Regions from separate parts of the Homo sapiens genome. Here region 2 is linked to region 1. The links are chromatin loops, found by intact Hi-C in ENCODE. Cell type or tissue: CD4-positive, alpha-beta T cell. All regions are shown on one strand. Region 1 overlaps FHIT (fragile histidine triad diadenosine triphosphatase). Region 2 overlaps FHIT (fragile histidine triad diadenosine triphosphatase).

What was found. Hi-C counts contacts between places; a loop is a spot of excess contacts. Peaks named below come from ENCODE experiments on the same cell type or tissue, not always from the same donor. Only the 100,000 strongest peaks of a DNase experiment are listed, where the experiment ranks them.
Region 2: it touches region 1 in a loop (2.3-fold over the local background); 1 of 110 quality-filtered maps calls a loop at or near these places.

Annotation. Positions count from the first base shown.
Region 1 is chr3:60,063,363-60,065,862 of GRCh38, reverse strand. The region is part of intron 5 of FHIT (fragile histidine triad diadenosine triphosphatase); the gene reads left to right. Among named protein-coding and RNA genes, the nearest start is that of MIR548BB, 550 kb to the left of the region's middle. In CD4-positive, alpha-beta T cell, no CTCF peak of the experiment used is centred here; DNase peaks (open chromatin) are centred at 852 and 1,452; H3K27ac peaks cover 688 bases.
Region 2 is chr3:59,896,367-59,898,866 of GRCh38, reverse strand. All of the region lies in intron 8 of FHIT (fragile histidine triad diadenosine triphosphatase), which reads left to right. It overlaps LOC105377113 (a long non-coding RNA gene), which reads right to left. Exons shown (of 3, transcript XR_007095936.1): 3 at 1-2,500. Among named protein-coding and RNA genes, the nearest start is that of MIR548BB, 720 kb to the left of the region's middle. In CD4-positive, alpha-beta T cell, no CTCF peak of the experiment used is centred here; no DNase peak of the experiment used is centred here.

The sequences.
Region 1 (2,500 bases):
ACTGGAAAATCATATGCTTCCCCCGAGTATTCCCCAGCAGATTTTCACTGGCTTCAAGATGGTCTGAGAGAATGAGTAGTTGGCCATGGGATGGGAACAGGCAGGAGAAAAAGGTGTTAGGAATGAGCAATGGGCAAACTGAGCAGAGTTTCCTGCTACAGGAAGCTCTGTAGATGTGTAATTCAGTGCAAAATAAAAACTCAATAGACTGACTTGAGAAGCATCTTGCCTCTAACTGATTAGGTCTCACTTTCTTGCTGTGTAAAACAAAGGGCTTGCCTAGGGGTAGTCTATATTTTCAGAAGTTTTCCTGTTATAGCATTCCAGAATTTCTCAGGTACTTTTATAATGATTAAGAGCTTTATGATCTCAAACACAGCATAATTACAGAGAGTTACTGGGTCCTAGGTACTTAATGTGCATGATCTTATTCAACCCTCACCATGCCTCTGTGAAGCAGGCACTATTATGCCATCCATTTTACAGATGAAAGAAGTAAGTGCAGGTTAAGCCTCTCGGTGACATGGTTAAGGTGACAGTTAGATCATGGCCAGGTCAGGATTCATCCCAGGAGCATGGCTGATCCCAAAGACATTTCTTTAAGTACTAAGCATTCTAGCTCATAAGGTTCCTCCACATTCTAATGCTTTCTGTCTTCTTCAACCTGGCTGTATGTGTAATACGCATATTTTCATGATTCTCATTTTTCCAAACTTCCTAGTTTTGGTCTGGAAGGTCTTCTCTTTTTGTGAGTTGATTGCTCTTTGCCCAATTTATGTCCTAAAGAACAGTCTCAGGGCAAGGCATGAGACTTGAATCAGGAATGAATACAGTGAGTCATAGTGCCTTTGAGGCCAGCTGTGTTTATGTTTGAATGCCACCTCCCACTTGCTAGATGTAGATGTGTGACTTTGAGTAGGGTAAGTGTTATATCTTTAAGTGTCAATTTCTTCATATGCAATGGGAAGATTATGATATTAACCAATGGCATTTTAAATGAGAAGTAAATGAGATAATACTTGCGAAGTGCCTAACACAGCATGTGTCAGTGTATTAGAGAGTTGATAACTGTGAAAATGGTTAAGGTGAAAGGGATGTAAATGAAAATACAAACAAAACTGGATTATTTGGCAGATCCTAAATACTCTTTGACCAGTATAGTCTCACATTGTTCTCCTTCATTCTCAGTGTGCTTGTGTTGTGTGTATGTGCACATGCAAACTTTGCTTTTCCTCATGTCTGCTTTGTGAGCTAGAGTCAGCTATAGCTATGACAGCTCTAGAGCTGCTCACATGGTAGGTAGGTTCTGTCTGTCCCTGTCCCTCATCATTCAGGGTGTGGATGATACAATGACTGTTTACTATGCGGTCAAAATTCTAGAAGTACTGTCTGTAGCATGGAAACAGAGTCTTCTCTGCATATTTTCAAATGCAAGATAGAGATGGCAGTGGTGGACAAGGTATGAGGGTGGTTTGGTTGGGGGTGGGGTGCATCAGTTATACTGTGTTCTTTCATTGCAGCTAAAAATTTCAAAAATACCACCCATTTCGGAGTTCAGTGAAGTAAATTCTGAGAATCCAAACATCAAATAAGAGTTATAAACAACATAGTTTTATTATTACTAGGTAATTATTTTACTTTTATGTTTCATTAATATTATTGATTTAAATCAAATTAGCCATACCTATAACTTCAGGCAGGAAGGAAAGGTATAAGAGGAAAATGAAAACTTTCCTTTCCTTCTCTTCTCTGACATGCTGGCCTCTTGTCCTCCAAATATTACCATTGTGAAGTTTCTTCTGTAGCTTTTCAGAAAAAGAAATTATGCACATGTTGACATCTAAACAAAACGACACGGAGCCTTTAAAATCTTTACTTAAATGGCATATTATATACATTCTTCACACTTAGCTTGTTTCAAAGCATAGTATATCTTGAAGAGCAGACCTACCTCATTATTCTTAATAGCTGTACATATTGTTTTGTATTGATAAATCAAAACGCGTTTAACCCAATGGATGGTATATGGGTTTTCTTCTCCATTTTTTTGTTTGTTTTTATGGGCAATACTACAAAGGACATTCTTGCACAAATTCTGGCATACTATTTGGAAGTATATCTGTAGGGCAAATTCTTAGCAATGCATTTGCTGGGTTAAAGGGTTTGTGAATTTGCCATTTTGCTAAGAGATTGCCAAATGCTGGATATGCAAGAAATGTTCTCTCTCAACAACCAGACAGAAGGAAAATCTCTTCATTCCTTTCTTTTAATTTAATTTGCTTATCTTTCAATGGCCTTCTAAAAAAATTGAATGGCATGTTTTTTAGGTAGATTTTGTTTGGCAGTCACTCTGGGCCTCTGCTTTTATTAAGGGAGGGAAGGCAGATGAGCTGTGGTAAACATGGATAAGTCAGTGTTCTGGCTTCCTCAACCAATGTGAATTTGGATGGACTATTTTTTCTAGTTAAAGAAATCTCCATATGCTATGGTGATGTATCTG
Region 2 (2,500 bases), 170 kb after region 1:
CATGTCATGTTCAATAAATACTACCAGCCATTATTATTGTTGTTTTTGCAGCTATTATTGTCACTGTTGTTATTTTACTAATGTCGGTGAGAAATCAATGTCTGAACTTGAAATTTCTGTCTCTTCATTCATTGTCTGGTGTTGTAAGGTCACATGGCTGCAGGAGAAAGACAGAGACCATAAATGACAACAGTGGACTAAAAGTACCAAAAAAAGAAGAAAAAAAAAGATTCTGTAGAGGATATTTATTATCTAAATGATGCAGCTGCTTGTTACATTCTAGTTCATTGTTGCCAAGCCCAAATATGGGACTAAAATTGCCAGATCTAATATTTGTTTCAAGAAATGTTGGAAATCTGTTTTTAACATTGGTAAGCAGTGTCTACCAAATACACACACACACACACACACACACACACACACAAACATACACACGCACACATATATACAAATATGGTGAAATACTATCAAATCTGAAGGTCATACATATTGACTGCCCCTTATCTGAAATGCTTGGGCCTAGAAGTGGTTCAGTTGTCAGATTTTTTTTGGATTGGGAAATATTTGCGTATACATAGTGAGATATCTTGGGAATGGGACCCAAGTCTAAACACAAAATTTGTTTATGTCTTATATGGACCTCGTACAAATAGCCTGAAGATAATTGTATGTAATATTTTAAATAACTTTGTCCATGAAACAGAGTTTTAACTGCATTTTTACTGTGACCCATCATAACACTACATGTGGAATTTTCCAGTTGTGGCATCATGTCGGTGCTCAAAAAGTTTCAGATTTTGGGCTGGGCACCGTGGCTGATGCCTGTAATCCCAGCACTTTGGGAGGCCAAGGCGGGCAGATCACAAGTTCAGGAGATCGAGACCATCCTGGCTAACACGGCGAAACCCCGTCTCTACTAAAAAATACAAAAAATTAGCCAGGCGTGGTGGCGGGTGCCTGTAGTCCCAGCTACTCGGGAGGCTGAGGCAGGAGAATGGCGTGAACCCGGGAGGCGGAGCTTGCAGTGAGCCGAGATCGCGCCACTGCACTCCAGCCTGGGCAACAGGGTGAGATTCCCTCTCAAAAAAAAAAAAGAAAAAAAAAGTTTCAGATTTTGGAGCATTTGGAGCATTTCAGATTTTCAGATTAGGGATGCTCAAGCTATATCTGGTTTGCAGCTTCTTATATAAATGGAGTAAACCTTCCCCTGGGAAGAACTTTTCTGGTAAGCTGTGCTTATATTTGTTCATGTCTAAAGATGGCTTCATTATTTCACTTGAGCATCCAACAAGTATTTATCAAATAATTCTCATGTGCCAAGCACGGAACTGAGTATTTAGAGATGAGTCAGGCAGAGTCTGTCCCCTTGAGAGATTCTTGATGTAGTTGGAAGGACCAACATACCATAAAATGATTGTAATAGAATGTGATAAATGGTTATCATTAAAGCCATGAAACCTGCTATTTAGGGAACAGGAAGAGGAAGGGGATTCTGGAGGAAGAGACATTTGAATTGGGTCTTGAAGGACGAGCAGGAGTTTGCAGACTATAGGGAGGGTGTCTAGAGCTGTGCTGTGCAATTTGGCAGCCTGTGGCTAAATTTAAGTTAATTAACATTAAATGCTTTGCAAAATTCAGTTTCTCGATACAGAAGCAATAGACAGTGCAGAATTAGATCATTTCCATCATTGCAGAAAGTTCTTTTAGACTCAGCTGTGGTGTAAATAAGGACACAGATACCCCAAGACTATATAAACTTTAGAACCCTGCAAGTTTTGGGGATGTTGTTGGAGTGATAAGAACTGCAGTTGGAAAGGTGGGTGGGAGGCAGACCAAGAGGAACTGCATGTGCTAATTCAGCATGGTTTGTCACAGCCTCTGACTTTGCTTGACTCTACATGCTACCATCAACTCACCCTCCCAATCGTTGCTAACATGTTTCTGGCTTCTTTCCTTGTTGCATTCAGATATATCACGTGGTCCAAAAAAAGCAACATTACACTTGCGTTATGTTCCAGATTTCGTCAGTAATGTCATACTCGTATTCTTGCCTCTGATACTGCTTGTGAATATTAAATACCTTAATTATTTTCTTTCACAGTAATAAAAATTATAAAAGGAAAACACACTTAAATTTATTTTCATGCCATGCTGGTCCACACTGCTGAACCATATTTGGAAACTTACAAAATCATTGCTATGGTTATGTATTAAGAATTAGTAAAATTATTTCATTATACTTTCATTATTTCATTGTCTCTTTGCTTGTAACAGATTTAAAAATATAGGATGAACTTTAATTTAGTACTCATAAAGAGAACGAGGGAGATTTATACTAACAAACTGTTAATTTAATTTCTGAGTTACTCTTGGTGCTAGATGAACACTAACTACCCTCTATTATTCTGATTTTCAGTCTTATGTTGAATTGATCGCAGTTAAATAAAGGATGCTATTTGGAGTTTAATTTGAAAATTCTAGGCAACTCTTTTGTAAGTGA